2 separate regions of the Homo sapiens genome follow, and region 2 is linked to region 1. A link is an interaction called in ENCODE POLR2A ChIA-PET data of the cell type or tissue named here. Cell type or tissue: A673. All regions are shown on one strand. Region 1 holds the start of SNORA80D (small nucleolar RNA, H/ACA box 80D). Region 2 has its middle 22 kb from the start of LINC02983.

Region 1 (5,000 bases):
CGACTTTGACGCCCTTGGTGTTAACTCGTGGGGCTCTGAGTGCCTGCAGCATTGAAGAACTTTAAAAAGGTGTACCTTACTGGCAAGGTACATCCTGACTTCAAGGACAAGGCATCAATGGAATTAATCCAGAAAAAGCGTTCTTGTCCAGACGTTGTACAACCAAAAGATCAGCAGCTGTGTTTATCTTTTCCCGTTAAGTCTCAGGTGTTAGCAGTTTTATAGGTAAGAGCTCGCCTGATCATAAACACAGCTGCACCTGCACAAAACAGGACAGTTAGCTTAGCCCTGCGTGCCTTCAATCCTGGGGCTCACTTCCCTTCTTTACTTAATAGATGTCCTTTGTGGTTCCCTCCCATGCCCCCAGATTAGGGCAGTTTTGTCTGCATTAAAAACCTGTTGACACAGGTATCCCATCTCCTCCATGATTTTCTTTATGGCATCTGGGAACTTGTCTGCTGCCTCTTGGTTGGCGGAAGCTGCTTCTCCTGTTATCTTGACATTTTTAAAAGCCAAACCTCTTCCTAAAATTATCAAACCATCATTTGCTGGCATTAAACTCTCCAGCTTTAGATCTTTCACCATCCTTTGGCTTCAAGTTGTCATATAATGACTTTGCTTTTTCTAAAATCTTATGAGAGTCTATAGGTATGCCTAACAGTAATCCTGCACCCCACATAAAAGCTGCATTTTCTTTTCTTTTTTTTTGAGACGGAGTCTGGCTCTGTAGCCCAGGCTGGAGTATAGTGGTGTGATCTCGGCTCACGGCAACCTCCACTTCCTGGGTTCAAGCGATTCTCCTGTCTCAGTCTCCTGAGTAGCTGGGATTACAGGTGAAGGTCACCATGCTGAGCTCATTTTTGTGCCTTTAATAGAGATGGGGTTTCGCCATATTGGTCAGGCTGGTCTTGAACTCCTGATCTCAGGTGATCCACCCACCTCAGCCTCCCAAAGTGCTGGGATTACAGGCATGAACCACCACAACCGGCCAAAATCTACATTTTCAATGTGAGATGAATAGGTATTCTGCAAAAAGTGCAAGGTTTTTGCACCTCCTGGTGCAGCTATAGTGACGCCTTCATGAATTTCCCTTTTTTTTTTTTTTTTTGAGATGGAGTCTCGCTCTGTCGCCAGGCTGGAATGCAGTGGTGCGACTTCAGCTGACTGCAACCTCCACCTCCCAGGTTGAAGCGATTTTCCTGCCTCAGGCTTCCAAGTAGCTGGGACTACAGGCACGCACCACCACGCCCAGCTAATTTTTGTATTTTTAGTAGAGATGGGGTTTCACCATGTTGGCCAGGATAATCTTGATCTCTTAACCTCGTGATCTGCCCTCCTCGTTCTCCCAAAGTTCTGGGATTACAGGCGTGAGCCACTGTGCCCGACCAAATTTCCCTTTTTTTAAACAATGGTTCTTACACTGAATTCATTTATCTTGAAGTGGCAGCTGCAGACTTCTGGTACATATCAAGCAATTCACCTTTCTCATGTAATCTCATGACTTTTCTCTGCTTCTTGGGAACATTTTCAGTATCACAAGAGACACTTTGTAAGTGTCCCACAGTGTTAGTCAAGGTTTATGGCAATGCACGATGGAAAAATAGCCAAGAACCTCAAGAGATCTCTTTTTTTTTTTTTTTTTTTGAGACGGAGTCTTGCTGTGTCGCCCAGGCTGGAGTGCGCTGGCGTGATCTCGGCTCACTGCATCCTCTGCCTCCCGGGTTCACACCATTCTCCTGCCTCAGCCTCCCAAGTAGCTGGGACTACAGGCGCCTGCCACCATGCCTGGCTAATTTTTTTTTTTGTATTTTTTAGTAGAGATGGGGTTTCACCGTGTTAGCCAGGATGGTCTCGATATCCTGACCTCGTGATCTGCCCGCCTCGGCCTCCCAAGAGGTCACTTTTGACTGCAACATGCAATTTCCTGGAGAGATGAATTAGCTGCTCACACCGAGATGATTAGCGTCACAGGGTGTCTGAAGCAGATTGAAGCAGACACTCCCCACGCTGGAGGCGGCTGTGAAATTATTCCAGCAGTACAGTCTGTTTGTTCCACAATTAATGTTACGCAGTTGGGATTTCATGCTCATCTTCACGTTTGTTTACATTTCTCTCAACTGCAAGTGGTGCCATGTATTGTGTGTGTGTGTGTGTGTGTGTAAGGTTTGATACATTTTAACTTTTTAAAATAGATTTGTGTATATTTTGTGTATGTAAATAATAGACTAGTATGTAAATATTTTATGCCTCATATCTTTTTCTTGTTTTGATATTTTTCTTTTTTCTTTCTTTTTTGAGATGGAGTCTCGTTCTGTCGCCCAGGCTGGAATACAATGGCGTGATCTTGGCTCACTGCAACCTCCACCTCCTGGGTTCAAGTGATTCTCCTGCCTCCGCCTCCCGAGTAGCTGGGATTACAGGCGCCTGCTACCACACCCGGCTAAGTTTTGTATTTTTAGTAGAGATGGGGTTTCACCATGTTGGTCAGGCTGGTCTTGAACTCCTGACTTTGTGATCTGCCTGCCTTGGCCTCACAAAGTGCTGGGATTACAGGCGTGAGCCCCTGCGCGTGGCCTTGTTTTGATATTTCTAGGCTATGCGGTTTGTCTGCCAGTTTTTTCAGATTGCTGCAAATCTCCAAAAAATTTTCCAAGATAGTTATTGAAAAAAATCCACATGAGGCCCGGGCCTGGTGGCTCACGCCTGTAATCCCAGCACTTTGGGAGGCTGAGGCAGGTGGATCATGAGGTCAGGAGTTTGAGACCAGCCTGACCAATATAGTGAAACCCCGTCTCTACTAAAAATATAAAAAAAATTAGCTGGGCCTGGTGGTGCGCGCCTGTAATCCCAGCTACTCAGGAGAATGAGGCAGGAGAATCGCTTGAACCCAGGAGGTGGAGGTTGCAGTGGGCCAAGATTGTGCCACTGCACTCCAGCCTGGGTGACAGAGCGAGACTCTGTCTCAAAAAAAAAAAAAAAAAAGAAAAAGAAAAAAATCCACATGTAAATGGACTCATGCAGGTGAAACTCATGGTGTTCAAGGGGCAGCTGTGTGTAAGTTGAACTCAGTCCCGTCTACTTACCATTCTTCCAAATTAAAGTGAATCCCAGCTGATAGTCTTGGCGGGGCTGTTTTTTATTCTGTTCTCCAAAGCACTTGAGAAGGTTTTCAGGCACGCTCTTGACCGAGGAGTGCGTGTGCACCGTGGACAGGACCCTGAAGTGCTCACAGAGCAGCCTGTGCAGCACAAGCAGGGAGAGGGGAGGGGAGGCCGGGTTTGCGTTGATCACGATGTCTTTCAGCGCCCCGTAATCCTGGGGAAAGACCAAGACAATGTACGAATAACAGTCATCGGAGAGTGCCACTGTGCCGGGCGCGAGTCTAAGAACCTAACCAGGGTTATCTAACCGACTCCGCCACTTCCATGAAGACGGCACTAGCGTCATCTCCACGTTGCAGCCAGTAACTTATCCAAGGTCACTCGCTCAGGACGGAGTGGAGCTGGGATATGAGCGGACTCCACCCCCTTACCCCCAACAAATAAAAAGTTGACTCTACTGTCAAATAAAACAACATATGAGGAATGACACTTTTTTTTTTTTTTTGAGACAGAGTCTCACTCTGTCACACAGGCTGGAGTACAGTGGATGATCTCTGCTCACTGCAACCTCTGCCTCCACAGGTTCAAGCGATTCTCCTGCCTCAGCTTCCTAAGTGGCTGGGACTACAGGTGCCTGTCACCATGCCCAGCTAATTTTTTTTTTTTTAATTTTTAGTAGAGATGGGGTTTTGCCATGTTGCCCAGGCTGTTCTCGAACTCCTGACCTCAAATGACCTGTCCGTCTTGGCCTCCCAAAATGCTGGGATTACAGATGGGAGCCATGGTGCCTGGCCTAGGAATGACACTTTTATTTGTCCCTTTTAACCTGCAGTTATTCCAGCTACTCAATCTTTCCAACAGCTGACCACGGCCAATTTGTGTTCATTAAGATGTTTCCATGAAGAACCCCTTAAGAAGGGGTGTTGGCCCAAGATATCATTGATGATGAGGGATGGGGAGATGCTAAAATACTAGGCGTTAACTGAAGTGCTCAGACTGACAGCCTTGTTTATTCCCACTGTGTAACCCTCTTCAGTGCCAGTGGCCCACGGGTACAGAAGCCAGGCAATGGTTCGGGGCCACAGTTTGCTCTGGCATGGGGCACTATGAGAGGTCCAGGGGGATGGGCCTGTCATAATCCAAACCCATGCATGACAGCCTTTTTAGATAAAGACTTTCTTATTCTACGCTTTCACTCGTAATAATGAATGCACTGATGTGAACACTCACGGCCAAACTCCTTGGCTTTCTGTACCCCGCCTGCCACTCCTGACCAATATCCCACACGTCGGCCTAGGCAGAATGCCTTGCAGTTCCCTGAACATATTGTATTACTTGACGCTGGGTCTTCTGAGGTATCAAAATTCATCTTGAGCACCACATGCTCTGAGATACCTCCCCAGCACCCTGAGAAATGACTCAGGGTCTTTTCTCAGTCATTTCAGCCGCGCATGCTCGAAAACTCATCTGCTAGGCTCCGGCTCCCTGAGGGCCTGGTTGCACCTCATCTGAGTCCTCAGTGCATGCCAACAAGTACTGAATGAATGAGGGAGCAGAGGAAGGAATACATGAATGCAGAGGTACTGAGGTTACCAAATATCCCAGCCCTGGGTGAGACACCACAATGCTTGCATTTTTTAGGGCTTTAAGTAGTGCTATTCTATCACCCATTCTAGAGGAGGCTATTGATAGGGATTCTTGGGACAAACCCTTTTGCATCCTCAAATAAATATCACATTGTGGTTAACAAACGAGGTGGTCTTTCTTTGCATATCAGATTCTCCCCTAAATTAGCTGAAGCCTGTAAACTTCAATCATGAGAGCTGGCTGATGCAACTTACTTGTAATACAGCAAACTGAGTTCAAGCAAAACGCATTTGAAATATGAGACTGACTGGC
Region 2 (5,000 bases), 570 kb after region 1:
TCCTTTGGGAGGAGACACAGAACAGTCCATGAGATGCTTGGAACAGTGCCTAGAAGGGAGCCGCCGAAAGTCGTAGCTGTCCCTGTCCCATGGGAGAGGTGGATCCTCCCAGGGGAGGAGGGCCGGCCCGAGGTGCTCTGCTCACCCTTTGACTTCGTGTTTGGGACACTCGGAGGCTGGCGTGCGGCCGAATAAGTGGATCTATAGATTAACAAAACTAATCCTAATGAGATGGGTGTATGGCTTAAGAAGATTCTTGCTAAAAAAAAAAAAAACAAAACCTTCCCCCCACGCAAACCCACAAAATCCATCTCAGATTAGAGAGGAATGGTGCAAGCCTCTTGCTCCTTGGAACCCGAGGAGACAGTGGGGGTGACAGTGACGTCATCACATGCTGGCCTGTTGCTATTGGCTGGATGGCCAAGAAGTACCACCCAGTGACCCCCAGCAGGAAGAGGCCCAAATCCATGACATCATCCAGAAGATCCTTTCAAAAAGGGATTTGTCCCCAGTGCCCTTCACAGTCACTGCTGGGAGGAAGAGAGGGGTTTAGAGATGTTTCTTGGCTGGGCACGGTGGTTCACACCTGTAATCCCAGCACTTAGGGAGCCCAAGGCTGGAGGATCACTGGAGCCCAGGAGTTGAAGACCAGCCTGGGCAACACAGCAAGACTCTGTCTCTATATAAAAGAAAATTTTAAAAATAAAGAGAGAGAGAGATGGAGAGACAGAGACAGACAAATAGGCAGAGACAGAGAGAGAGGCAGATGGAGACAGAGATAGCAAGGCAGAGACAGAGATCGAGACAGACTGAGACAGAGATAGAGAGACAAACAAGACAGAGACAGATGGAACTGACAGATTAACCGGAGCGGGGAGAGGAGGCGGGAGGGCCGGGAAGCTGAGCCTGGCGGGCAGGACCTGGAGGCTGACCAGGCCTGGGGCCTCCCCGGGCTGATGCGTGGCCACTATTTCCAAGGCGTGGCCAGACTGGCCCAAGCTCCCCTGATGTTCCGGCCTCTCTGGGCAGAGCGGGGCGGGGCAGGGCACTCAGTGTGCCCTCTGTGTGGGGACAGGGTGGGTCTGCACCTTGGAGGGGAGGAGAGGGGGGCAGGTTCCAGCCCTCTTTCCCCCATGGGGTCAGCTGAGGTTTGGGGATTTCAGGGACATTCCAGGTGCGGGTGCAGCAGCTGCCACCAGACTGCGGGGTGTGGGGCCAGGGACAGGCATAGACCAGGCCCCCAGGAGCGGCTGGGCTCTGAGCCGTCCCTAGGGTGTGGTGGGCATCAGGGGCAGGGCTGGCCACCCCCTCGGCCCCTGCAGTGTGGCCAGGCATTGCCAAGCCATGGGGTCAAGTGTGCCCACCCGCTCCAGTGCAGATGGGGAGACTGAGGCCCCGAGAGGTGGTGGCCAGCCCAGGACCACAGGCCACCCTGGGGCAGGCAGGAGGACCAAGGCTCTGTCTCTTGAGCTCGGCCTCTCCACACAGCCTCCCTCCAGGTGGTTCAACGTCCATGACCAGCCCCCGTCACTCGAGGAGCCACTTGGGGGTCTCCAGGGAGGTCCCTTAAGCCCTCTCCTGTGCACTGCGTCCCTGGCTGTGCCACGCTGGGTACGTGGGCTCAGGTTGTGCCCCAGGACTGCCTCTGGGCAAAGTGGTGGCCCAGCTGCTCCCTGCAGACCCTGGGAGGAGGGGAGAGTGGGGATGGGGAGGACCCTCCTGGGGTGGGACTGGGGCCTGGAGTGGGAGGGTCAAGAGGATCAGGGCAGCAGACACCTCCTAGGTCGGCCCTGGGCTCAGCCCTGGACACGTGGGGATCCTGAAATCATGGCAGCACCACGGAGGAGGCCTGGCTGGGATGGGACAGTCCCCAGGCCATGACAGTGTGAGGAACACAGAGCAGGGTTTGGGGAGGTCACAGCCGGCGGAATGTTCTGGAAGGCTTGGCTGAATCACTGTTAGCAAGACTGAGGAAGCTGGAAAAAGCATTCTGGGGAGGGAGCCGCAGGTGCAGAGCCCCCGGGTGGGAACCGCAGGGCCGTTTATGGGGCTGGCAGTGCAGCTTGGTGGGACCTGCGCCTCTCCCTGAGGCACAGCGCGGGCAGGACAGGTGTCTGTGTGTCTGCGAAAGCCTGCTGAGTCTGTGGGGGCCACAGAGAAGCTGGGGATGGGGCTGAGCTGTGACAGCGCCAAGGTGACAGGTGACTGTCCGGGTGACGGGAGATAGGCTCCGTTCAGGGCATGGTGAAGGACTTGGGGTGAAGTGGACACAGGCCAGGGGGACTGAGCAGAGGGACCCAGAGGAGCTGGAGGGGGGTGGCGGGAGGTGGGGCCCCTCTGAGCTGAGGCCTGGGGCCCCACACAGTGGGGGTGGAGTCGTTGTGTCTGAGATGGGAACCTTGAAGGCCTGCGGGGAGGTGATGTCTCAGCTGGAGTCACTGACTGGGGGCTGGGTGAGAACTCCAAGCTCTCGGAGCCGTTGGACAGGAGAAGGGGAGAGAGTAGGAGGGGACCTAAGCCGGGCACAGGAGTTTCCTGGGGCTGAGAGTTTCCCATGAGGAAAGAAGATGGTGGGTCAGGCGGGTGTGCTCCGCCCCCAGTGCCTCCACACCCCCCACCCTCCAGCCTGGGTGAACCCACCCATCCCAGCCTTGCTGGGGGCTGAGAGGCCCAGCCTGGGTTGCTATGGTGATGGGATGCGTGGCCAGCAGGTGTCACCAGAGCCTGCAGAATCTGGAAGGAGCAGGCGCGGACTGGTGGGGGGCGCCTGTGGGACCCTCTCCTGGGGCCCCCTCCAGCCAGACCAGGCCCAGAGAGGTGCCCTCAGAGCCACCTAGGCCAGGAGCCGGAGACACAGCCCCGCCATTGGGGACACAGCCCAGGACAGCAAGGAGCTCTGGTTGGGATCACGGGAGGGGGATGTTGGCTCAGGGGGAACCCTGTGAGGAGTTTCCAGTCGGCAGGCCTGTGAGAAGCCGGTTCTACCACCGTGGGATCCTGGGCCTCATTTTCCCCGTCTGTAAAATTGTGCCCAGGCCTTGCCCAGAGCAGGGAACCAGTAAGACTTAGAAGTGGCCAGGTGCAGTGGCTCATGCCTATAAACCCAACCTTTTATTTTGTTTTATTTTTTTGAGACGGAGGCTCGCTCTGTCGCCCAGGCTAGAGTACAGTGGCACGATCTTGGCTCACTGCAACCTCCGCCTCCCAGGTTCAAGCAATTCTCCTACCTCAGCCTCCCGAGTAGCTGGGATTACAGGCGCACACCACCATGCCTGGCTATTTTTTGTATTTTTAGTAGAGACAGGGTTTCACCATGTTGGCCAGGCTGGCCCCAAACTCCTGACCTCAAGTGATCTGCCTGCCTTGGCCTCCCAAAGTGCTGGGATTACAGGCGTGAGCCACCGTGCCTCGCCTAAACCCAGCTTTTTGGGAGGCCAAGGTGGGAAGACTGCTTGAGGCCAGGAGTTCAGGACTAGCCTGTGCAACATAGCCAGACTCTATCTCTAGAAAAAATTTAAAAATTAGCTGGGGATGGTGGTGCACATCTGCAGTCCCAGATACCTGGGAGGCTGAGGCAGAAGGTTGCTTCAGGCCAGGAGTTCAAGACCAGCCTGGGCAACATAGCCAGACTCTGTCTCTAGAAAAAATTTAAAAATTAGCCAGGTGTGGTGACGCACGCTTTCGATCCCAGCTACTTGCGAGGCTGAGGCAGGAGGATTGCCTGAATCTAGGAGTTTGAGGCTGCAGTGAGCTGTGATCGCGCCACTGCACTCCAGCCTGGGTGACAGAGCAAGACCCTCTCTCTAAAAAAAAAAAAAAAAAAAAAAGGAACTTCAAAGTATCTCTGGATCAGAAGCCACTTTGACCCAGGAAGCAAGGCACACGCACATGCACACGCCTTTGCACACACGTGTCCGCGGCGTATACAGAGGCACAAGTCTGAATTTCACTGCATTTCACTTCTTGGTTTGAATCTCCTGACAGGGCCTCTGAGGTCAGAGCCCCAGGCCTAGAACACGAATTCCACTGTCTAGAACCATCTACTGAGGCCCCAGGGAGGAAGCTTGGGCCAGGCAGGTCCTGGCTTTTAAAAAATTTGTATATATATACATATATACACACGTATATATATACACGTATATATATACACGTATATATATACACACGTATATATATACACGTATATATATACACACGTATATATATACACGTATATATATACACACGTATATATATACACGTATATATATACACACGTATATATATACACGTATATATATACACACGTATATATATACACGTATATATATACACACGTATATATATACACGTATATATATACACACGTATATATATATACGTGTGTATATATATGTACTTTTTTTTTTTTTTTGGCAGAGACAGAGGTCTCACCATGTTGGTCTTGAACTCCTGGCTTCAAGCGATCCTCCTGCCTCTGTCTCTCTAAGTGCTGGGATCACAGGTGTGAGCCACCGTGCCCAGTCCTGGCTTTACTGCTCCTGCTACGCACCCCTCTCTGAGCCTCAGAGGGGTCCCTGGCCTTGACATCTCCCCCCGGCTGGGCCATAGGACAAGGCCTGGTGACTGATGAATGAGGAAACTAGGTGGGGCCTCTGGAGAATGATGGAGGGCACGGTGGCTGGCGAGCAATTCCACCCTGGAATTAGGTGAATCTGCGGGCTCCCTCTAGCCCAGTCTCCCTCCCCTCCCCAGCCTTCCCCTCCTCTCCTCCCAGGAATGCTGCCAATGCTAGGGATATGCCGAGGCCTGCTCTTCTCCTAAATGAAGTCTCCGCTGCCGGCATTAGCTTACTTTCTGCAGAAAGCAAATTAAAGGGGCTGCTGAGGAAGGTATTTGGATCCTTGGGGCCGCTCCCAGAGTCCTTGCACCTGTCCAGGGGTGGATCTGGCCTGGGGGGCCACCATGGTTCCAGGGCCCCAGTCCCAGGCCCCTTCCTGGAATTCCCCTTCCCAACCCCT

What was found. ChIA-PET counts read pairs that join two places held together with the same protein. Peaks named below come from ENCODE experiments on the same cell type or tissue, not always from the same donor. Only the 100,000 strongest peaks of a DNase experiment are listed, where the experiment ranks them.
Region 2: POLR2A ChIA-PET joins it to region 1 with 5 read pairs; 1 of 35 experiments calls an interaction of 5 or more read pairs at or near these places.

Annotation. Positions count from the first base shown.
Region 1 is chr7:6,016,129-6,021,128 of GRCh38, reverse strand. It overlaps AIMP2 (aminoacyl tRNA synthetase complex interacting multifunctional protein 2), which reads right to left. Exons shown (of 4, transcript NM_006303.4): 3 at 3,084-3,315. SNORA80D (small nucleolar RNA, H/ACA box 80D) reads right to left here and starts at 4,252; the gene lies at 4,118-4,252. In A673, no CTCF peak of the experiment used is centred here; no DNase peak of the experiment used is centred here; H3K27ac peaks cover 1,993 bases.
Region 2 is chr7:5,448,581-5,453,580 of GRCh38, reverse strand. No RefSeq gene overlaps it. Among named protein-coding and RNA genes, the nearest start is that of LINC02983, 22 kb to the right of the region's middle. RefSeq lists an enhancer at 1,245-1,950. In A673, a CTCF peak has its summit at 2,708 (motif pointing right); DNase peaks (open chromatin) are centred at 420 and 2,690.